3 separate regions of the Homo sapiens genome follow, and regions 1 and 3 are each linked to region 2. Evidence: chromatin loops called from intact Hi-C (ENCODE). Cell type or tissue: GM12878. All regions are shown on one strand. Each heading gives the region's core, and the rest is flanking DNA. Links, peaks and the distances in the headings are about the cores only.

Evidence for each region. Hi-C counts contacts between places; a loop is a spot of excess contacts. Peaks named below come from ENCODE experiments on the same cell type or tissue, not always from the same donor. Only the 100,000 strongest peaks of a DNase experiment are listed, where the experiment ranks them.
Region 1: a loop joins it to region 2, with 2.5 times the contacts of the local background. A loop is called at or near these places in 7 of 110 quality-filtered maps.
Region 3: a loop joins it to region 2, with 2.0 times the contacts of the local background. A loop is called at or near these places in 5 of 110 quality-filtered maps.

What each region holds. Positions count from the first base shown.
Region 1 is chr18:64,406,255-64,414,626 of GRCh38, reverse strand. LINC01924 (long intergenic non-protein coding RNA 1924) reads right to left here. Exons shown (of 10, transcript NR_033881.1): 6 at 7,369-7,506; 7 at 2,244-2,322. Among named protein-coding and RNA genes, the nearest start is that of LINC01538, 150 kb to the right of the region's middle. In GM12878, for the core only: a CTCF peak has its summit at 4,913 (motif pointing right); no DNase peak of the experiment used is centred there.
Region 2 is chr18:64,122,648-64,131,019 of GRCh38, reverse strand. All of the region lies in intron 2 of LINC00305 (long intergenic non-protein coding RNA 305), which reads left to right. LINC01924 (long intergenic non-protein coding RNA 1924) reads right to left here. Exons shown (of 10, transcript NR_033881.1): 2 at 3,581-3,635. Among named protein-coding and RNA genes, the nearest start is that of LINC00305, 22 kb to the left of the region's middle. In GM12878, for the core only: no CTCF peak of the experiment used is centred there; a DNase peak (open chromatin) is centred at 3,579.
Region 3 is chr18:64,198,753-64,207,124 of GRCh38, reverse strand. The region is part of intron 2 of LINC01924 (long intergenic non-protein coding RNA 1924); the gene reads right to left. Among named protein-coding and RNA genes, the nearest start is that of LINC00305, 54 kb to the right of the region's middle. In GM12878, for the core only: no CTCF peak of the experiment used is centred there; DNase peaks (open chromatin) are centred at 3,574 and 4,698.

The DNA.
Region 1 (8,372 bases), core at 82-8,081, 280 kb before region 2:
CTGTATTATAAAAACCATTTCCATGTATGATGGCTTTGCTTATTGAAAAGTTAGCCCCAAGGTTTAGCCATATTTATTCAATGTCTTTGTTTCTGTCATTTTAGTTCATCAGTTTCTGAGCTCTTCACATTCTTGTCAGTCTCCTACCAATACAGTAATTACAAATGAAAAATAAAATCCTAGGCCCCACAGCTGACTGACCAGATCTACTCCCAGCCAAGGGGACCCCCGAAAAACCTAAACAACTTAATTCTCAGCCATGACAGACAGGCAGGTCAGACACGCCTCACTATACTCTGTCTTTTGGAGTTTGAGCATAACTGACCAGCATTAATATTAAAACAGAGATTTTAAGACTCACAAAATAGACTCTTTGTGGCAGTCTTGATACTCCTACTAATAAATGTAAACACTGATGTTGAACACGCCTTAATGATCTGGGATACTTCTGGAAACTAAACTTATGTTCTAGTTTATGTCCATAAAATGATAGGTTATAAAAAAAAAAAGACTGATCAAAAAAATGCCTGAGGATTTTAGGGGCTCGATATGAGATACAAAATTGTAATCAAGACCCAAGACTATGCAAGGCAAGGGTTGAGCCAAACACTACAAACCATAAAAGCTTGTTAAACAAGGTTTTTAATATTACATGGTTTACTTTCCAACCTTACTCTGGCACAGCATCACATGACAGATAGCAGATCCTGAAGGAAAATCGGAATATTTTACCCCAAATTGTATTTCTTCAACACATTCTGAAAAGGCCCTGCAAAGTCATTTTTATGGCGGAAATTTGCATCTGAAAACTCTCTCCATTAATGTAGAAGGCCAAGCCTTCCCTTTCTAGGCCTTTCCCAGACCTAGGAGAAATGAACTGAGAATCTGACATCTTTTCTTTTTTTTTTTTCTGACGCAGAGCCTTGCTCTGTCGCCAGGCTGGTGTGCGGTGGCGGGATCTCGTCTCACTGCAAGCTCCGCCTCTCGGGTTCAAGCGATTCTCCTGCCCCAGTCTCTCCAGCAGCTGGGATTACAGGTGCGTGCCCAGCTAATTTTTGCATTTTTAGTAGAGACTGAGGGGTTTCACGATGTTGGCCAGGATGGTCTCCATCTCTTGACCTCGTGATCCGCCCGCCTCGGCCTCCCAAAGTGCTAGGATTACAGGCGTGAGCCACCGCGCCCGGCTGAGAATCTGGCATCTTTAAAGAGGTATTTTACCATCTATTCTGTCTGAGGGCTGCCACCTCTGAGGCTTCATCTGCATAGCGAGTCTTTTTCTCCATAACCCCCTTATCTTGATCCTTGCTACTGACTTTTAAGTCTTTAGTCAAAGCTTAACGCTTCCAAACTACTGCCAGTCAGAAAATCTTTGAATCCACCTATGATCTATAAGCTTCCTCTTCAAGATATACCGCCTCTTTAGACTGGACCAATGTATACCTTCTACGGATTGATTTGTAATTTTACCCACCGTTTTTGTCTTGCTAAAATGTATAAAACCAAACTCTAACCAGAACTCCTTAGGGACACTCCCTCAGGACTGTTCCAGACTATCTTTGCTGGGCCGTGGTCACTCATATTGGCTCAGAATAAACCTCTTTAAAATGTTTTACAGAATTTGTTTTTTTTTCCATTAACATAATTATTATTATGCATATACCAGGAACTAAGGTAGGGGCTTTAAATTAATTATTATAGCAGTCCTCACCACAGCTCTATAATACTTTCTAATGATAAAAAGTAGTCCGTCACTAAAAAGATGGTTATTTCTAATGACAAAGGAAAACAGGCATACAGAGTTAACCAAATTGTCCAAAGTCATGTGTTCTTTAATTGACAGAATCATAATCTACTCTAAATCCTACCTTTTACATTAAGATAAATTACTTCTTACTCATTCTGATAGGAAAATGCTATCATGTATTTCTATTTTCTGTATTTCTTATTTGATACACTTAACATGTATATTATGAAATATATTTATATGTATATAATTTATTTCAACATATATAAATTTATATACATATATAAATTTATCCGTTTATATTTATACATATTTATATGTATCTTTTATAATATACAAAACAATATTTATATTTATAAAATATACATACACAAATATATTAAAATATACTTGTGTACATTTATATTATATATAAACAAATGCATAAGAATGTCATAAAATATATTTGATATTATATTATTTAATATTTAATAAAGCTCATTTTGAAAATGGCTTTTACCTATATCTCAACTCTGCTATCAGGAATCAAGTAAGTTTGCAGTCCATAAATGGGATGGGCACAGAATAATCTTGCAGGCCTAGAATAGAATTAGCAGCAGGAATCAAAGAGCAAAATGCCAATAGAGAGTTGAAACAGAAAAACAAACGTCATAACCTAAATTTCTTGTGACTGAGTTCTTTCTCAGCCATGTGAAATGAATATGCAATTCCATTCTTAATACCCCTACTAATAAATGTAAGCATTGATGTTGAACACGCCTTAATGATCTGGGATACTTCTGGAAACTAAACTTATGTTCTAGTTTATGTCCATAAAATTATAGTAAAAAAAAAAAAAAGACTCTAATCAAAAAATGCCTGAGGACTTTAGGGGCTTGATATGAGTAGTTGGTGACCCAGAAACCTCCAAGGTGACACCTAATTACAGATACATATTAATACCGGTAGCATTACACAGTGGCTTTTACTAATAAACTCTAACAAATCAGAGAACGGGTTATTTGTAGGGGTGTAGAGCAGAAATAGATCTGGGGTTTTTTCTGACAGAGATTTAAGAGAATCTAATTATGAATCAGAAAAATCTGGGCTTAATTCTATTTCTGCAATTCACTTCATAACTGGGAAAACCACTTATCCTTATCTATAAAATAAAGATGGGTTTGTATTCCTACTCCAAAATTTATTGTGAAAATGACATCTTTTTAAATAATATGTTGAAGAGCCTTATAAATTGACAAAGAAAATGGGAATTCACGTATTTAATCAACAAATATTAATGAAACATCAGATATTCTGTGGGAGGCACAAAACACAGCAGACCTAGCTGCTTTGAACTAGGTAAGAGCTGCGCCACCTAAAACAGCTCTTCCAATAGAGCTTTCCATGGCAGGCCACCTAAGTCAGGGAAGGTCACTCAAAGTGAAACCACAGGAACAGAAAGACTAGTCCAAAGACTGTTGCAAAGATCAGACAGCAGCTTCAGGGAGCTCAAACAATAGCAAGGGAAACAGATTGAAGCATTATTATGGAGGCAATAGGTATAAAGCTTAGTAACTATCATTTGTGGTGAAGTAGAGAAGGGGAAATAACTGAACTGATCCCAGCTTGCACGATTCTTCAATGGGACTATTTCAGTCAAAATAGAGAATAAAAAAATTAGGTTTGGAGAAGTGTAGGGTGTGAATAGATGTGTGTTTTTGAGCAGCGAGCAGCCTAAGCTATTCAACTGTTAGCCCTAACAGTGAATTACATCTGAGGCTCAGAGAAGAATTCTGGGTGGAGATGTGAGAGTCAACAGTTTACAAGTGATAATTGAAACCGCAGGATGAGTGCATAAAGTTAAAAAAAAAAGGTGAGAAGAGATAAGGTGAAATAAGAAAAGGGTCAAAAACAAAACCTTTAGAAAGAACACTTAAAAAGTTAGGCAGAGACTTATAAGAGTCAGCAAAACAAAGGAAGGCGACCTGAGGTCAAAGGAGAACAGTGTAGTCTCACAGACGTCAGGAAAGAAAAACAGTGTTCAGGAAGAGAATGCTCAATCGTGTCAAAAGCTAGAGAGTGTTATATCATAGCCATCAAGAGTTTCATAGTGAAATGAAACAGCCTTTGAATTCCAGCTTTGCCCGGTATGGAGAACAACTTATGCAACCTCTCCAAGCTTCAGTTCCATCTTCTTTTAATTGAGGAAAGGATGCCGTCTCTCTTCCAAGGGCTGAAATGCTTAGTCTTGTCCTGATTATATAAAAAGCACCCAGCAAATATTACCTGCTATTACTAGTTTTAACTATTTTTAATAAAAAGAGGGATGAAAAGTAACTACTGCATTTTTGTAAGTGGGACATGACCTGTCCACCTTTAAAGAGTACATTCAGAGTGGTAAAAGTAGGAAGCTGACTGCATTGGGTTGAAAAGCATTTGACTGAACCAGATAAGATTGCCATTCTATACATCAAAATCAGTCCATTATCAGCAATGTCATATGATTCAACCTAGTCCACAGTTGAATAGTTGGGGAGATATTAACTGTTCGTTATTTTTTAATATAGTCTTGATATAAGGTGACAACTAGTGAGAGATTTGGGGGCTGGGAGAGTTGGTTTTTATTTTGTTTTAAAGAGAAACACGTACGCATATTCATAAAAGAATGAGCAGGTGCAAAGGAGGAGAATAAAATTAGATAAGAGGAAATTTTTTTAAGTCATTCAAGAAAGCATAGAGTAGCCACCATAAGCACAAGCTCTCTGTCTAGCTATTGACATTGAAAAATTTACTTAACCCCTCTATTACTCATTTTTCTCATCAATAAAAATAATAGCAACCATCTCATAAGATTATTGTGAGGTCTCAGAATAATACCCAGCATGTATGATGAGCTCTCTACTTAATAATACATTATCATTATTACTACTGCCATTGTCAATGTTACCAAGGCCCCATAATCCAACAAGTCGACAGAGGAGACTTTCCAAGTGGGTGAAAACATCAGTTACCTCCATGTTCTATTCAGGGACCACATCCCTGAATAGAACCAAGTATAAAATCCTGCCCTAGACACATGTATACATATGTAACTAACCTGCACATTGTGCACATGTACCCTAAAACTTAAATTAAAAAAAAAAAAAAAAATCCTGCCCTAGAGAGTCTCTTAAATTTCACCACCAGAGGGCCCCATCTTTGAACTCTAAAGGCTTTCCTTCAGCTGACAGAAGGCCTCAATTAGTTTGAAAGTTAAGAGAAGGGGTATGCTAGTTCCATAAAGATGCCATGACAAATAACACAAACAATGGCTGCAAACAGCAGAAATGTACCCTCTCTGAGTTCTGGAAGCCAGAAGTTCTAAATCAAGGTGCAGGCAGAGCCCTATTTCTGCCAGAGCCTTTGAGGGAAAATCCTTCTTTGCCTCTTCCAGCTTCTGGTAGCTCCAGATGTTCCTTCACTTGTGCTCACGTAACCTCAATATCTGTCTCTATTTTCACATGGTCTCTCTGTATCTATGTCTCCTCTTCTTTTCCTTATGAGGACACTTGTTACTGGATTTAGAGCCCACTCAGAGCTCATCTCAAGACCCTTAAAGTAGTTACATCTGCAACGATACGTTTTGCAAATCTTTCATGTTCACAGGTTCTGGAATTATGGACACTACTTTTCATGGGTCATCATTCAAACTACAGAGGATATTTCCTACATCTTTTTCACCTTCTCCACACGAGGGGCACAGGTTTTACTTATCCCTAGAGGTCATGAACTAACCAAATTTATCTCTGATTCTCAGCATTTTCACAATATTAAACCCATTTAGTTTAGTATTAAACTAAACTAGGCATAATTTAAATGGTAAATAAGGACATTTAAATGTACAATAAATTGTTCTACTTTGTCTAGAATAAGCCTTGCTATGTGTAGCATTTCATAGTAATTGAATCTTTTACTTTTATTCAATTATACTACAGACACCACCACAGTTTTGGGGGAACAGAGGAAAAGTGATATGAAAATTTTTACAATTTGGAGACGTCTTCTTCGAAAAAATAAAATTTGGTAGTATTTAATATGCATGTATTGCCTAAAATATATTTTGTTTTGTTTACTCTACATAATACTATGTTCAATGAAAATATGAAACTGCAAATGCTTTAATATGTGTTTTAACATTGACATTGCAAAAGATTTGTATTATATTACTATTATGACACACAATAATCACAAGGATTATGTGACATTATGGCTTTCCAAAAATAGGTTTCTATTACTTTCATAGACCAATCAAAGCAAGAACAGACCTAGCAATATATTTGTTGTAATGCTTCCTCAAAAATAGGAAACTTGAGCTATGTCCCAAATATTCCCATAGTTAAGCCAACTTGAAGCGGTTACCCTCCCAGAAACATCAGTGTCTGCAGGGTGAGTAGCACATTAGACTTAAAGATATGAGATCTATTACGTATCTATTATAACATTGCATCTGCGCAGCTGCATATTATAAGTTTTTTGTTTGTTTTTCCTTTCTTTCCTGAGACAGAGTCACATTTTGTCACCCAGGCTGGAGTGCAGTGGCACGATCCCAGCTCACTGCAACCTCCGATTCCTAGGTTCAAGTGATTCTCCTGCCTCAGCCTCCTGAGTAGCTGGAACTACAGGCGCCTGCCACCACACCCGGCTAATTTTTATATTTTTAGTAAAGACGGAGTTTCACCATGGTGGCCAGGCTGGTATCTAACTCCTGGCCTCAAGTGATCTGCCCGCCTTGGCTTCCCATAGTGCTGGGATTATAGGCATGAGCCACTGTGTTCAGCATATTATGAACTGGTCTTCATTTTCAAAGATGATATCTTTGAGTGGGCTGGAAGAAACTGTCTGTAATTTCACTTCTGGCTTTCACATGCTACGTCCTCCAACCTACTACCAGCAGAAATGTCCTTGAGTTGTTTTTCCTATCAAGAAATTGTGCTGACCCAGACTGCTTCTGTCTCCAGATTTGTCCTGTGACACATGACAAACATTTACAAGGTAGAGATCATGACCAGGGGTGCAATGTGTGGCTTTCGAGTGGAATGAAGCTAATTGCCCTACACAAAAATAGATCAATGATCTTGTTAGCACAGCACTCTAAGCAAATGTTTTTATGCAACAGGTTCAAATTCTGTGTGCAAACACAGAGAGGTGCACACAAAGAGAGGTGCACACTGTAAAATGCAAGACTGGTGACATCCAAATCAATCTAAAACAAATCCAGTCCACTTTTCATGTGCTAGAACCACTAATTCTTTTAATCAAGGTAAAGTATCTTAATTAGCACAAATAAGCATTTCTATGGTAACAGATGCATATCAAACTCAATATTTGTATTTGTGACATTTCTTTACTTGGATGAAAACAGTAGTCCAGAGAGTTTATGTATGCGTATGAATGTGTGTGTGTGTGTGTGTGTGTGTGTGTGTGTGTGTGTTTAATTGAATGTGAATATTCAGCAGGTTTATTATTATCCATATAAATAATACCATTAAACAAGAAAGTCGTGTGAGAAATAATATTCTCTTAAAGGTGGATTTTTGACCTTCTAGTTCAGTAGCAAACAAATAAATGAGAGATAACCACATGTTCACTAATTTTATAATGCCCACCTTAGAGATGCAGCATGTTCTTCGATAAAGTTCAAAAATAACATTCCAATTTTCAAAAAGGCTGGCAAACATATTGCCTACTAAATCTCAATGGTCCAGCGGCTTCTCTGGCTCAGTAATCCAAACAACATGTCATTCCTAGAGGGCCAGAAATATTGCTATTTGAACACAAAACAATCTGGAAAAAGATGGCTTTCTGCTATGATATATAATAAACCACTGGAACTTTTGTTGACAATCTAAGGTATAAAGGAACTTTCACAATCCAGAATTAAATCTTACAGCACCTACAGATTCTTGTGAACCTGGGTTCTTTTTTTTAAAATTTGAGTCATAGACAGTTGTATGGACATAGTTACACAATCTTGAAGACATCTATTGTATTTATTTGTATGTATTTTATTTTATTGTATTGTATTTATATCTCCATGAATAAGTCAGACTTGCTCTATCCAAACTGATTTTCACAGTGCATTATGAGTTTTCCTTCATATTTAGGATATTATACATTCTAGTTGCACAGAATTCTATGTTACTTAATACATTTGCAGGCTTTTGAAACTATCTTTTGTTTCACATCATTTCTGTTTTGACTTGAATTAATTCGTAACCTTGAGGCTGTATTTCTGCTAGCTCATTTGGAAAAAAAAAAAAGCTGTCATCTAAGGGAGGTGAATTAAAGTAGGTTAAAGAGAGAGAGAACTTTTGTTAACTGAAGGCCCCAAGACAAGAAGCATGATCTGTTCTGTTAAATAATCTCTTTTCATAATAATTTTACCCTATTATTTCAATACTGACCCATCAGCCTTGTATGGGGCAAAGGAGGGTATTATTTTGCATGACCAATTAAGGGACTATCTAAAAATACATTTAGCACTGTCAAACTTTTTTTCTTTGCTTTCACTGAAATGTTGCATGACCTGACCTGCTGTCAGGGTAGAAAGCAAAATGCTGGCTTTACAGTTGCACTAAGTTTAGGGATGCAGCATTGGCTGATATGTAAT
Region 2 (8,372 bases), core at 226-8,225:
AACATCAACACAAGTTGACAGTTGAAATTTAAATCCATGGCCAACCACCTCTGTTAGCTGTCCTTTACCTACAGACTAAAGCCCCATTTCATAGGATGGTATGAAAGGTCTTTCACAATAGCGTCTCCCCTACCTCTCCAAGTTTATCTACCATATCTCCTTCCTATGCAACATGAACATCTCAATCTTTCTTAAACAAGCAATTATTGAACAAGGTGGTTCAATAATCTGGAATGTCATTGCCCTTTCCACTTCTGTCTACCAGGAAACTCATATTAATATTTTCAACTGAATTCATCAATTACAGCACAAATATCAACCCTTCTGTGAAGATTGTACTGAATTTCTTAGTACAGAGCTGATGAATCCCTCCTCTCTGTTTCCATAGACCTTTTTCAAACTTTTATTTCAGTTAGTCCATTATGTAAAAAAAGTTTACTTATCGATCTTTTAATGCATAAGGTAAGTAAAATTTATTGGGAAAAAAATGTTTTCTTTTGCTATGTATTTTTTTGGAAATGTGTTTGGCGCACAGTAAGTAATATATTATTGATTGATTGGGTAACTGAAAAGGTAGAACAGGTGGATGATAATGATTATTCTTTTGATTGGCAGAATGGCAGAACTTAAAATAAGAGATTTAAAACACACAGAAATTGTAAGAAAAAGGGACCTAATTATTCTCCAATGTGCTAAGCACATAATACATAAAATTGAGTAAACAATCACTGAGCACATATTATGTATAAAGCCTTGAACTAAGAATGAGAAGCACAAAAATAAAAGCATAGTATCTCCAAATTTATGAAATGCACAAACTACTGAAGGTACATAGAATGCATTAAAGTAAGTTTTGTATTTATTTTGGCTTATCATCCATGGTATATAGGGTAAAAGAGAGTGTTGTAGGAGATATATCTAATGTAAATGATGAGTTAATGGGTGCAGCACACCAACATGGCACATGTATACATATGTAACAAACCTGCACGTTGTGCACATGTACCCTAGAACTTAAAGTATAATTAAAAAAAAAAAAAGAAAATGACATGCACAGACAATTGAAAACTGGCATATACTCCAAGCAGTCTTCTCAACATTTAACTTTAAGCCCCTTTTTCTTTTTCTAGTTAATTTGTTTTGCGAAATGAGTGTTTTGAATTTAACCTCTTTCTGCCTTTACCAATTCTACAAAATAAACATGTTCATGTGAAATGGCTACAAGGAAGCTACAAAAAAGAAGCAGTTGGAAAGATTGCAATTGTCCATGAACTAAGTAAATATCACATAAGGCAAAATGTAAAATAAGAATAATATTATAATGGATATTTTCAGATTTCCTTTTCTCATATCTAACCAGGTCAACTTTAAAGGTTTGCAAACCTCAGCAGAAGATTCCTGAATAGGAAACATGGACAATTAAATGGATTTTTAATATTTATTCAAATCTATTTTTATTTTAATAATAAGAAATGTCAGTTCTAACTTCAGAGGAATAACAGCAAAAGTATGGAAGTTGTTCAGTAGAACACTGTGAAGCATTGGGGCATCCCTGCAGCTCTTGGTACCCAAGGCCCTTAGCACAGCCAAGAACAGAACATGCTCCATTTAGGTATGATTTTTTAAAAACCTATCCCCATACCCCCAATTTTTTAATGCAACTTCTAACATTAAATCATATTAAAAAGAATACAATTTTAAAATTAGCAAATCAGTCATTTAAGAGGAAAGACAGACACATCAAATAGCTTGCATAATTTTATTGTTCAACTAGGTGTTAATTTTAGTACTAGAATTCCAGAAAGTCAAAGTAAAAAGAAAACTACATTGCAATGTATTCCTTCTACCTAATTAAAAGAAACAAGAGCCTTTTAGTTTTTGTCTTCCTTGGAAAGTAAATTACATTCCCAGAATAAGGCACTCTTGAAGAAATTTAAAAATGTATCGCATGAATTCTGTAATAAGAGAAAATGGACTCATAATAGACAATATCTTCCACTGAAGTTTTATAAAAGATCCAAAGCAACCAATAAAAAAGTATTTTTACAATTGATCCCGTGTAAAAGACAGCCCACTCAGGTTCTCCACTCCTCATTTCAGGGACAATATTTAAAATATTTAACAACAGAATGGCAGAAGCCTCAGTATTGGTGCAGAGTTCCGGAAGAATCTTGCTGTGTCAGGGTTATTTCTTTTATTTGCTGGATTGTGGGAATCTCCTGGGATCCTGAGGGAGGTTCTTTGACCGGAAGGGAGTTACTTAGGAGGCTGAATGCAGTGACTATTTATCAACTGGCATAGAAGTATTTTAATATTTTAACAATTGGTATGGCCATGCCCATACACGCAGCAGTGTATGTAAGTCTAGAGTGGGATATGAAATACTACCTGTGACCAGAAGAGCAAATAAATCATAAATTCAGAGAATTTCTCCCAGCACTCCACCCCAATAATTTTAAGGTGATGGCTGGCTGCGATTTTCATTTCAGTGCTCCCAGGTAAATCAAAGGCAGCTGCCAGTCATGTTGAACACACCCACCAAGACTGTAGTTGTGAAGCTTTAAATAAAATAACATCTTGCAGTAGGTAAAGGTTTTTCAACTTCCTTTTCAGTTTATGTTAAGAGCAGTTCAAGATTGTGACCTGGAGGTGACAGGTGACAGGTGGCAGGTGATGGTGTCACAGACTAAGAATTTATATCTTTTCCATTCACCTCATTTGGGTCAAATAAGCCAAGTTGATGAATAGCTAGGCTCTTTCTACATTGCACAAGTAGCTCAGGAATCTTGCAAATATCACTCTTCCAGAGAATCACCTTTTCTATTTAAATCTTTAGAAAGTCAAGCTACATTGAATGTAAGTGACTTGGGTTGTTCATTTTGCAAAACAATTAGACAGACACCATTATTTGATTTAATCTGACACTTTACATTAGTCTCATGCAGTGACATTGGATGTCATTGATAGCAACCTTAAAAAAGAAAAAAAACCCAAAAGAAGGAAAAGATTTCTTACTGGAGTAACCTAGTTCTACCTTGAGAGCTCAGCATGTAAAACTGAAATCAACCTCCCTCCTCCCAAAATTAGCTCAGTTACAAAAACCCAAACTTCCTCATTCCTAGCATGTTCAGGGCCCTCTACATGAGAATAAAATTTAGAAAATAGAGTAATCCACGAGAGAAATTCAGCCCTATTATTTAAGGATGTTGGATGAGAATAGCAATGCAGAAACACACATGGGAAAACATGGGTTACTAATGACAACCATCCCACATAGCAGGTAGAAGTTCGAACAGAGATTGGGTCCATTGGGCTGGCTTCCAGGGACTTGATAAAGGGGTTGCTTCCTTGGTTATCTTACCATGACCTGAGGCTGATTCCAGGCATACTGTGTGAAAATAGGCACTCTCTGTTCACACACATCTCTGGACAGAACACATATAAACCAGGTTTTTCAGGATGAAACCAGGCTGATAATTCATTAAGCTACAAGGAGGCATGAGACTATTTGGACTGAGACATGGGCATTGGCAAGGACTTGGCCATTGAGATTTTAGCCTTCAGTGTCAATTTCACTTACCAGTGGTGTGGCCTTGGCACCGTACCTCACGTCCCTGAAAGCCTCAGAGTTTCATCTGCAAGATAAGGGTAATGAAATTACCTCATGTCATTATTGTGAGAGGTTAATAAGTGATACATGTAAAATGTTTACCACAGGGCTAAGCCACAAAGCACATGTTCAGAACCTGAGAAAGCAGGTATTAAAGAAAGCAGAACTATAGAAAGTATATTATAATACCTGTAATATAGCAGTGACAAGGGACCCTAAATATTGAGATGAGGGAGCAAAAATTAAGGATAAATTATTGTTTATTTCTGATGTTATTTTGGACACCTAACATGTTATTTGGTTTCAAAATTGGTTACTTGGCAGGGGGCGGGGAGGAAGGTTACTCTTCCATTGATCTGTAACTGGGATATATGTAGTTAAGATTTAAAAAATTTTCTAGACCATGTAACAAACATGCACATGTACCTCCGAATCTAAAATAAAAGTTGGAAAAAAATTTTCCTGCAATCAAAAGTGCTTAATGTCTGAAATATTTTCCTTACCTGATTAGAGACAATGAGGTTTAAGTAATTCTATGAATATTATAATTTTTGGCAATTTAATACAGTGGACTGATAAAAATCCTAAATCAAGAGTAGTTATTTGGAGAGATCTCCTGAGTGCTTAACATTACACTTGGGGGTGAGAGATGTAAAGATGAAAAGTCTGTAAGCAACATGAAACTACAGCTGGACACGCTTTGATCACCACTCAATCACTCAATCTCAAGCATTAATTTGATCATTAAGATGCATCTCATAAACATTTGTGGAATGAATGAGCCAGTCTCAGAATTCCCATACTAAGAAGGGAAGGAGATGAATGAATAAATTATTAAGGGCAGCTCTGAGCAATCCTATATCTCAGTGAACAGCTCCTTGTTCATAGAGGCTGAGCGAGAGCCTATGTTGGTCAGCATGTCTAACCGAATGGCCGAGAAGGGGCCTAATAATGCCTATTTCGATTTTAGAGAAAAAAATAGTAGTCCCTTAGCGTATCTTATAAAATAGCTGCTATTCTTTTTCTTGTGAAAAAAATATAATTACTGTAATTTTTTTAAGAAAGTATGTTCATTGCAGAAAATTTTTAAAATATAGAAAATAATAAAGGAATTGAAATCACTTATAATGCTATCATCTAGAAATGATCCTTATGAAGAAGGTTTTAGTATAATTACTTCAACTGTATGAATGATAATTGGAACAGAGGGAAGATTCAAGAAGGAGAGGCCATATGAGAAGCTATCATCACCATCTAATTGCAAGGTAGCTCAGTCTACTTGTGCTGCGGTAACAAAATATCACAGACTGGGTAAATTATAATGAATCAAAATTTATTTGTTCATGGTTCTGGAGGCTGAGAAGCCCAAGATCAAGGAAACAGTGTCCAGGAAGGATTTTCTTTCTGTGTGATCTCACAGTTCTGGAGGCTGAGAAGCCCAAGATCAAGGAAATAGTGTCCAGGAAGGATTTTCTTTCTGTGTGATCTCACAGTAGAGGGACAAAAGAGAGTGAGACAGAGAAAAGAACCAAACTCTCCCTTTTATAATTACTGCAATAACAAACCCACTCCCCCTGATAATGGCATTAATCCATTCATGCCTAATCACCTCCCATTAGGCCCCAGCTCCCAACACTGTTGCATTGGGCGTTAAGTTTTCATTGCATGGTTTTGGGGCAACACATTCAAACCATAGCACAAGGTAATAAGTATCAGACTCACTGTAAAAGGATTGAGGAAAGGAGGATAACAGGACAAATTTAAGAGACAGAAAGATAGATTTAAGACATATATGGATGGATTTAAGATACACATGTATGTATATATTTTCCTTTTTAAGTAAAAAAAAATTGCGACATACTTAATGTATCTCATTAAACATATTGCAATGATAATTAGTTCAAAAGATTAACCATGTAATGCTACTGGTATAATTAAGGGATAAATATTTGAGAATACGAATTAAGATAAGAGTAATAATCTTCAGGGATTTTTTTTTATTTAATTGTGAAAGAAAGGCCAGTATCTATTTTAGAGACTTGGAACTGAAATGTGGGTGAGAAATTAAGATGAGGGGAAAAGATACTGGGAGCACTGGGGTATGAGTGGTAGCAGATGCCCAGGGAATCACTGAGTCACTGAGAAGCTGAGTGCTAAAGGCAGGGTGAAGGGGGAACAGACTTTTACAAGTTGTCCTCAGCTAGAAAACCAGGACAAGGCAAATGAAAAACTAGAAGCAGGAAATAAATAGTTTAAGTGTGGAGGCAACAATTTCATGTCTTAGCAAGATTTCAAGGATGAATGTTGGTGGTAAGACAGTTATTTACATGCTTTTGATTGAAAATATTCTACAACTCACTGTGAGCAGTGTCAGAGTACTAGTAATTAATGGAAATGATGGATGGTTAGGAAAAGAAAACAATGAATATATACCATAGGTTCATCAGATCAAAAAGTGCTTTCATTGAAATTAATTCAGAGCAAAAAGATATTGAATTTGGTGTTAGACTTCCTAGGTTAGAAGCCTGGTCATTCCACTGATGAGATGCAGGATTCTAGACAGTTTATTTAATCTCTCTGTGCTTCTGTTTTCTTCTAAAAATCAGGAAAAATAAGACAACCACCTCACAAAGGTAGATGTGAGGATTAAATAAGCACCTATAAAGCACTTAATTCAGTGCCTGATACATAGTGACTGCTATGTAATTGTTTGGCAGTATCATCATCATCGTTATTATTAAATGATTAATAAGATTTTATTAGAGATCAAGAGCTCAAATTTAATACAACAAACATTTTCTTAGCATTTTATAAATGCAATTACTAGGAAGAGCCATTGGGACATATTAAGACTTGTGTTTGGCCTCAATTCATTTTTTAAAAAATTTAATCAGTTTGGCAACAAGCTTTTACTGAGTGTCTAGATATGCCAGGTGTTCTACCTGGCAGAGCATGGAGACAATAACATGGTGTGATTTTAGCACAGGGTGATTAGTGCCATGACAGAGGCACACACAGGTGCTATAGGACCACAGAGTAGTCATCTTTTAGTCAGGAAGATGTCTGTGAACTCTTCCTTAAGGACATGAGGAAAACCAGTTGAGAGAGATACAGAACTGCAGGCTGGCCATTCAGCCATTACATTCAACCAGCTAGGTTCTGATCCGTGGATGACCATGCCATGCAGAGCTTAAATACTGTGACTGTCATTCCTGGAGAAGTACAAGACTAATCTGAGGTGTGTGGATAAGTGAGGAGCAAGGGGAATATCTCAGAAGGCTTTTGGGAAGAGGTAGTTCTTAGAGTTGCTATAACAGAGTGCCTGAGACTGGGTAGTTTATAAGGAAAATAAGTTTATTTAACTCATGATTCTGGTGACTGGAAAGCTCAAGACTGGGTACCTGCATCTGGTAAGGGCCTCACCTCCAAAAGCAGAAGGGAGCCAGTGTGTGCCAAGAGATTACGTGGTGAGAGATGGGCGGGTTCCTATGGGGACAGAGGAAGTGGAGGAGGGTGCTGTCAGGATCTTTTTAACAGCCAGCTCTCAAGTAACAAATACAGCAAGAACTCCCTCATTCTTGACAGAGGGCATTAATCTTTTCATAATTAATCCACCCACATGACCCAAATACCTCCTACCAGGCCCTGCCTTCCAACATTGCCACCTTGGGAATCAAATTGGAACATGAGGTTTGAAGAGGACAAACATCCAAATCATAGCACATGGACCCTGAATGATAATGCATTAACGTATAGAAATGTGAAAGGAAAGAGCATTCTTAAAAAAAAATAAATAAAATAGGATAAGCCAAAGGGGAAGGTTGGGGTAAGTGAGAAGAAAAGCATGTAGAATATGTATTGAGGTACTGCTGCTATGTGAATTTATTAGCAGAGAAAGGGGTACAGTGTGATTTTTTTAAAAAAAGACTGGGCATTTTCAGAGGGCCTGGTGGCATAGGAAGGCCATTTTTGGATTAAGTAGTCTGATTTGATTCTGAAATTTATGAGTCTTAAATATTCCTAAAAAAGAAGTGCATTATCAGAAGATAATTCCAAGTTCATTATGAAGGAGCTAGTGGAAGTAGAGTGGCATATTTGGCTATGACTACAATCCAGATGAAAAGAGAAGAGATAAACTAGGGAAGTTGCTTAGGAAGACCAAGAAGAGGTAACCGCTTTCACCACTTCTATTCAACATAGTACTAAAAATCCTAGCCAGATAAACCAGGCAAGGAAAAGAAATTAAAGGCATCCAAACTGGATAAAAGGAAGTCAAGTTATTCCTGTTCACTGATTATATAATCTTACATCTAGAAAAACTAAAGACTCCACCAAAAATCTCTAGATTTGATAAATGAATTCAGCAGGATGCAAAATCAGTGTACAAAAATCAGTATTAATTCTATATACCAATTACAATCTGAGAACCAAATCAAGAAGACAATCCCATTTACAATAGCTACAAAAAATAATGAAATATCTAAGTATATATTTAACTAAGAAGGTAAAATATTTCTACAAGGAAAAATAGAAAATGCTGATGAAAGAAATCATAGATAAAACAAACAAATGGAAAAACATCTCCTGCTCATGGATTGGAAGAATTAATATTGATATCATTAAAATGACAATCCTGCTCAAGGCAATCTACAGAGTTAATGTAATCTCTATCAAAATACCAACATCATTTTTCACAGAATTAGAAAAACAATCATAATATTCATACGGAACACGAAAAGAGCCCAAATTGCCAAACCAATCC
Region 3 (8,372 bases), core at 71-8,070, 76 kb before region 2:
AGGAGAGGGGCTGGGAGTCTCTAGTGGGCAGGGTCCCACACCTTTGTGTAATGTTGTGTGAGGGTGAGAGGTACTGAGAATAGGCTCTGTGGGGTAAGGAGAGCTTGACCTACAGGGTCAGCAGGAATAAAAGGCTTAGAGCTGTTAAACCTGTTCCTGTGTTTGATTGCTCCAGATACAGCCTCCAAGGCACTGTGGGAGAGGGACTGAACTGTGGGTGGGCTGGTCTAAGGCCAGCTACTGTTAGGGTCTGAGCTACTGGGACAGCATAACCCTGAGCCCCACTCAACAGACACAGAGCCATGGGAGCAAAACCCCCTCCTAACCCACCAGGACAAAATGAGGATATGGCCAGTAGCTGAGCCAATCCGAACTTGCTGAACCAAGCAGACTCAAGAAATCAACCCCAGTTATCCTCAAATACATATCTGAAAGAGACAAAATTATTAATTGTATTTATGACATTTGTGAGTAAATAAAAAAATGCATTAATATTTCGTTAGCACTATTAAGATCAGCTAGAAGAGTATATGTTATGCCAGTTACAATTAGGTTACTGGAAGATTTTTAACTTGCAACTTGGAAATGATGTTTGCCTGCAAATAATTGAGACCTACACAAGGAAACAAAGCACAGGTGCTGGTGAGGTTGGGGTACAAAATGTAGAAGTAAGCTAGATGGATTGAGTGGGTGAGATATGGAATAAGTGGTGGGAAGTCAAATGCAAAATCAATTCAGTTTGTCAATATTGATTCTCTATTCTAGCCTGGCGTGGTTTTTCCTCGTCACACACACACACACACACACACACACACACACACACACACACACACACACAGCATAAGATTACTCAGAAGCTGCTACTGGTATGAAAATGTTATGTTATTAAGTTAGTAAACCCCATTATTCGCCAGATTTCATATTTCAGAGTCTCTGTAACAGAACATTGTATCAAAAAACAGAAAACAAGTCTCACTTAAGAAAATATTTGATTTTTCTATGCTTTTGTGCTCTACTCTTTTCATGAATAACAAAGAATAATGATACTGTAATATTAAGAAGAGATTTGTTCACTTAAAACTCAGACATTTCCCATGAGTGAGTTCATTGAATTTGTTGGCTATCTACTCTAAAGTACTAGACACTCCAGTACCTCCAGAAGGAAAAAGCAATGAGAGATTGAACGTTCCCCACAAGGAGACTGAATTATTGTTGAATATTCAAAATACATACAAGAGAGAAAAAAGGTCTTAAGAATGTTTACAGAGCAGTCTTCATTTTAGTATAAATTATTATAATGCAAATTGCATTTTAATATTGTCTAACTTAAATCTTAAGAGAGAAATAGATTAGGTACACACTGCCCATTTCATAACTGAGTCGATTAAAATTCTGAGTGAGAAATTGGTAGAGTCAAGAGTGAAACTCAGATCCTTTGTATCTAAATCCTATGGTCCTTCTACAACACCCCATGGCATCCTTATTTACATTTTTTATTGATAATCAGGGAACAGATCACCATTGAACAGATATAATTTAACCTGAGTTTTGAAAAAAGAAAATGAAGAAGGCATTCAGTGTTAGCAAGCGGTATGCGCAAAGCTGTTAAGTGGAGTAGTCCTCTGAGAACAAAACAATCCTGGGCTCATCCCAAAGTTTAACGACAAGTCCTGGGAGAATTGAGCTGATCTGCCGTAAATGAAGGACCTGCCAGAGCGCAAAACAAAACTCTTTAAAAGAAGAAACAAAATCCAGACTAGGCTCCAGTGTGCAGCAGACAATCAAAGATTACAAATGAGCAAAGAAGCAAAAAAAGATGATACACAGGAGATGGGTTAATGGTGGGAAACTCTCAACAGAGTCAAAAAAACAAACCAGACAGGATGGAGGTGTGGGCATTAGCAGACAAGGACTTTCATACAGTTCAATAAGATGATTTTTAGAGACTTCCGGGTCTAATACTCTATGGAAAATGTACACAGTCCTTCTTTAATTTGGGAAGAGTAGTTGCTTCATTGTGATTCAGCAAATTATCAAGCACTTCAAAATGTGCGAGGCACTGTGAATAACAAAATAAACAAGAATAAAATGACCCTGTACCTTTGTGTAACCTGGAATCTGGTGGGGCGATGGGAATTAAACATGTAATGTTCGCTCAGTACTATGAGTGCTAGGTTGGAGAGAGTACAGTGCTAAGGCAGAAGGAATCTGACTTGCTGGAAGGTAAAAGCAAATTGGAAGTGGTGAAGTAACTAAAACTTTCTGGAAAGCTACTGACAAATTTCTGTACCCCATGTTTTAATGCTGCTTGGCTCAGTCTTTGAGTTTGTGCTCCAAAATTCCTCAGAGAGGCTGGGTGCAGTGGCTCACACCTGTAATTCCAGTACTTTGGGAGGCTGAGGCAGGTGGATCACCTGCGGTCAGGAGTTCGAGACCATCCTGGCCAACATGATGAAACCCTGTCTCTACTAAAAACACAAACAATTAGCCGGACGTGGTGGCGGGTGCCTGTAGTCCCAGCTACTCAGGAGGCTGAGGCAGGAGAATTGCTTGAACCTGGGAGGCAGAGATTGCAGTGAGCTGAAATCGTGCCACTGCACTTCAGCCTAGGCAAAAAGAGCAAAACTCCATCTCAAAAAGAATATATATTTTTTAAAAATTCCTTCAGAGAGGTAAACCAATTCCTTATACTCTAAGTGGATATTTGTTTTGTTTTGTTTAAATTTTTGTGGGTAAATGATAGGTATATATATTTATGGGGTACATGAGATGTTTTGATATAGGCATACAATGTGAAATGAGCACATCGTGGAGAATGGGTTATCCATTCACTCAACCCTTTATCCTTTGAGTTACAAGCAATCCAGTTACGTTAAGTGGATATTGAGATGTACTGTTTCTTAATGCAGAAATGGAAGTGAAAGATAATGAAAAGGATAGTGCTGCATTCTGAAATTGTCACCTGAGGAAGCAAGCCCTGAGCTCTGAAAAGAATGTGATGTAGGCAGAATTGGTAATATGGAAATAGAATAGTGTAAGCCACCTCTTTGAGGGAGGAAATCAGAAATCAGAAACATAGGTCTCCTCTTAAGAAGAAAATTATCTTTAATTGAAAAGAAACTATAAAAGAATAACTGGGATATAATATACTCGGTTCATTCAGGAAATGCTTTGTAAATTGCCTTCTCTGTGCTGATGAGAAAGCTGAAAGATATCAAATATTTATCTAACTAAACAATTTGCCTAGTCCCTGACTAATCAACGTGAGGTAAAGACAACAAATACGATTAAGTTGAACTGTGTTCTGTCGTCTATCGCAAGTTACAAATCTCTGTTGAGTTTTCTGAATTTGATGGAAGGAAGTAAAGACCCTTGTTCCAAGTTATTTGACTGCAGCATTTCTCTTTCTTTTTGTAACATAGCTCTTTAAACACTCTGTTTGTATAGACTTAAAATGTTATGAAAGTTTTAAAAAAACTTTTTTACTCAAGCATAGCATCCACCATAAGGAAATTTTGAAACTTTTGGTAATTTCCAGTCATAAAACACATTGTAGGAGGTAGTGATGATTTTCATCTGCACCTGTTGTTAATCAGTTCCAGAGTAAATTAACACACAGTCCGCTGGTTTTTCGCTTCCTTTTGCTTTTATACCTAGAACCAGCTGCTTTGTTTCACATCCAATATATACTTCATGGAACCTCTGGTATATGAAATTGCAGCTTTTTTGTTTTTGCTCTGCATGGGTTAAGTGGAGTTATGCTCCAAAGCCAATGTTTTTGATTCCGTGAAAAGAATCCTGTGACCTTGTGGAATTCTATCCTCCAAAGTCCTGGGCTGATTTACAAACCATCATTGCTTAACGGGATAAGGGGCCACATCTAGACCTTTCTTAGCACAGATAAATTTTTCTATTCTCTTCTCCCCAGTACTTCCTGAAACACCTCTGCTCCACAAAAATTTCCATTCTTCTTTGCCTTGCGCAATGCTGTGTGGGCTGCTTGGGTGGCTCGTCATCACAGAAATCTTTTTTTTTTTCCGTCACAAGAAAGAGAACAACCTTTCAGGGGCTCATTTTGTTTCCTGCTCGCTTCTCTGACAAGCGAAGTACAGATATGCATGTGGCAGAGTGAAAGAAGTCTGCCCGGGGAAGCCTCAAGACCTGGTCTGCACTTGTGCCTTTTTCAGGAATTATAATTACAAACAGCTCTATAGTGCTCATGGCTGAGCTCCTGTAAGCAGAAGAGGTTTGGAAACAGGCAGGACCCAGAGAACTCTGAATTGTTTCTATTATTTAGGGTCTCCACCACTTTGTTTGCCAGCAATGGCTAAAAACCAAACCTCTGAAGGGCTCAAATTTTCAGGAAAAACACCCTCAGTACATTAATAGTACATTTTCATCTTCTTCAGTGTCTGTCTCATGCACACTTCTTAGGAGAGATAAAAATATTACCTAGTGTAAGGTGTCCACCCACCTTTTGCCCTCAGACTTCTGTACTTAGAACAAGGTTTGCAGAAAAGTTAGCAGGAATATCATCCGTCTCTGAAGCCTCCCTAACAAACTCAAAGAAAGGCACCTTAGGGCCTCAACGTAGAAATTATTTTAAAGCATGTTGAAACCACAAATGGCATGCAAATAGATGCTACAGAAAAACAAAGCACTGTGAGAACTAATGACCTCAGAGCTTGCAGTTCTCAAGTAACCTCTGTAAAAGGTCAATACAAGAGGCAAGATTAAGAAACAGGAGCCGAAGCAGACTCTTCACAGACGAGCAGGAGGAAACAGGCTAACGGGCCTCACTTTCTCATGGCACCCATGCAAGCTCATTCATGATGCAAACCAGGCAGCTGGTGCCAGAATTCGTGTCTTTGTAAACATCTCTGCTTTCTAAAAGAGAACATAATTCTCCTCCCCTGGTGTATTTCTTCACTTATAGCTGTCTGAATTGAAAAGGCAGATGTTTTATTTAGGGAATTGACTGCAAAGGTGATTGCTTTCAGGTGAAACAGTTAATAAATTAAAATTTAGGGAACAAATAAGTCTACTTAGGGAATAGAACTCTACCAGCTAAATGTGGAGAGAAAAGAGCTCAGCCTAGTTGTTCTTGGAATAGCTCTGTGGATAATTACATAATTAGGAGAGCAGGGTGGAGGGGCACAGTCGTATTGATTAGCTGTCTAGAAATTGCCCTATTGCTAAACCTGGAGGCAGACATTTTATTATCGAAATAAAACCTGTTGTACAAGACTCAAGTCTCATACAAATGCAAGTGTTATAAGCAATGCAGTGTACTTTACAGTGCCCCAAACCCTTGGGATCTCAGCTTCTTTTGAACAAAGTCAAACATACCCCCTTTTAAAAACTTTCTGCCTTAATCCCACTCCCATTCCAGCCACTTCAGTATCTTCCTGTAAACCTTCACTGAAAAAATCCTGAAGAGTAAACTCTACCCACCAGTTCCAGGCCCTCATTCACCATTGTTCACTTTTTAATTCACTCCAACCTCATTTCTGCCTGTGCCATTTCTTGGGACCTCTCCTGCCAGAGACCTAATCATTTCCCTCCTCTGAGCCACTGAGGACACTTCAATCTGCATATTCTGAGACTGCATGACAATGTCTCTGCTGACCACTTTGTCCTTCTGAAAGCCCATCTTCCCCTGGTTACCAGGAGCCCACAACCTCGCAGTGTTCCTCCTCTATCTCATATTTTTATATATATTTTTTGCCACGCCATCTCATAAGCTCACAGAATGGTTTTGAATAAATATTTGTTCCATAAATAAGAAATGTAAAAGAAAAGTGAAAGAATAAATTCGACTTCTGAAGAAACATGAGGTGAGGTGTGGTGCTCCACAGTCATTGTTTCCTTAAATTAAGCTTCTTCAGGTTCAGTGTCTTGATCATGCTCATTCCTAACATTTGCACCTGGGACAAGGGTGCAAACAAAAGCCTGGGATCCATAGAACTTCCATCTTCTCTTCTCGCTGTCAACTCTGGCCTGAACCAAGAGGGGCCAGGTATATGGGCCAGTGGACAATGCACTGTAACTTGCAAGCTTCTTCCACCACCATCTAGTAGCTGCCACAGTAGCCACCCTTTGGCTATTCCTCAGAACAAAAGATAAGCAAACAGCAGTTCAGCCCGCTCTCTGAATGACAGGCAGGGGAGAGGCCTCTGCAAGCTATGGAAACCAGCTTGGAGACTTTGCGTCCAGAATTTGGAGGTCTGGACCGTGTCTAACAGAGGAGAATGGAGTAGGTTCTGAGAAGGCATATCCCCTTGACCTGCAGGAAGAGCACAGTAAGAAGAGAGCCAGAAAGGCCCCTTCTACAAAATACCTGGCCCGGGGCAGGGGCCTGGGCAGGCGTTCTGCTTGTGAGACTGGTCTCCATCATCTTTTGGCATTTTAGTTGAGAAGCCTGAGGCTCTCCTTTGGTTGTCCTTAAGAAGAATTAGAGTCAGGCTCAGAAGCCCAGAAAAGCTTCTCATTCATTCTTGGGGCATGTGTCTTAACCTGGGGTGCTCTAGAAGGGTCCATGTCACTATCATCACAGTTTCTATACATTCTATGTCCTCTACACATCCTATACTTATTTTATGGAATTGCATTTGTGATATTTTTTACATTATATTTTTGGCAAAACTTAATAGAAGATAGGCACAAGAAAGATATCAGGGGATAATCAAACAATACTGCTTTTCACCCTTCTTGGAGGCTGCTAAGGACCAAATGAAAAAAATTATAAGCAAAAGGTTGTAGAAAAGAGATGGATAACTTAATCAGACAGAGGCTTAATTAAAAACTAATGAAGTGAAGACGCTGGGCTTACCCAGTATGCAAATTATTTCATTGTATGTTACCCTGTTCGCTCATTTCTAAGCTAGTATTTTCAACTTACTCATATGCATCTAGAGAAAAATAATACTTTATTTAGCAAAATTCATCATGTATACTACCAATCCGTATCTGTTTATACCCATGCATTCAATCATTTCACATGACAGAAGAGCAAAATTTGGGGAAACTGTATGTGTTGCATGTGATTGATGTTGCTAAATATGAGTATTTATAAAGGAAATGCAAAGAAAGAAAAAATACCAATATGTTAAACTTGAAATGATCCATAGACTAAAAAATCACATCATTTCTGGTCTGGACAGAAACACTTGAAACTGCAAAAACCCTTTCCCTCTTTTTTTCTGTCTCCAACCACACAACCATGGAGCTGTAAGTTCTCCTTTGAATACATCAGGCACTTCTACATATCTGTGCTTTTGCTCATACTGGTCTGCACAACCTTAAAAAGTCTTTCTCCCTTTATCATTGGATAAGACTGTCATCATTCTTCAAAGCATAGATCAAATACTCCTCACTTGTGAAACCTCCCTCCTCCCCTATGCTACTAGTCAGAATCAACCATTTCCCGTTGTTGCTACAGAGTGTGATGAGACTTAAGACTCTGGGTTCAGGTATTGGTTCTGCCACTGGCTAGCTGTGTGATTTTGGCTAATTTTGGTCACTCACCTTCTTTATCTTCTTTATCTATAAAATAGGGACAATAATAGTATATACCTCATGAGGTTCTTCTGAGTTTTAAATGAGCTAAGAAAAAAAATACAGATTAAGGATTCAGAAAGAAGGTCTGAGACACTGTAAGTACCTAAGAATGTTTGCTATTATTATAGCATGCCTTCATTATTATACATCATATGAATGGTGACATGACCCATTTGCCTATTCAGTTTGCCTATTCAGTAGCCTATCAGCACTTTGAATTTTTGTTATTATACTTTAAGTTTTGGGATACATGGGCAGAATCGTGCAGGTTTGTTACATAGGTATGCATGTGCCATGATGGTTTGCTGCACCCATCAACCCGTCATCTACATTAGGTATTTCTCCACATGCTATCCCTCCCCTAGTCCACCACCCCCCAACAAGCCCCACTGTGTGATGTTCCCCTCCCTGTGTCCATGTGTTCTCATTGATCAATTCCCACTTACTAGTGAGAACATGCAGTGTTTGGTTTTCTGTTCCTGTATCAGTTTGCTGAGAATGATGGTTTCCAGAGGAACTTAAACAAAGTTATAAGAAAAAAACAAACAACCCATCAAAAAGTGGGTGAAGGATATGAATAGACACTTCTGAAAACTAGATATTTATGCAGCCAACAAACATGAAAAAAAGCTGATCATCACTGGTCATTAGAGAAATACAAATCAAAACTACAATGAGATACCACCTCACACCAGTTAGAATGATGATCATTAAGAAGCCAGGAAACAACAGATGCTGGAGAGGATGTGGAGAAATACAAATGCTTTTAAACTGTTGGTGGGAGTGTAAATTAGTTCAACCATTGTAGAAGA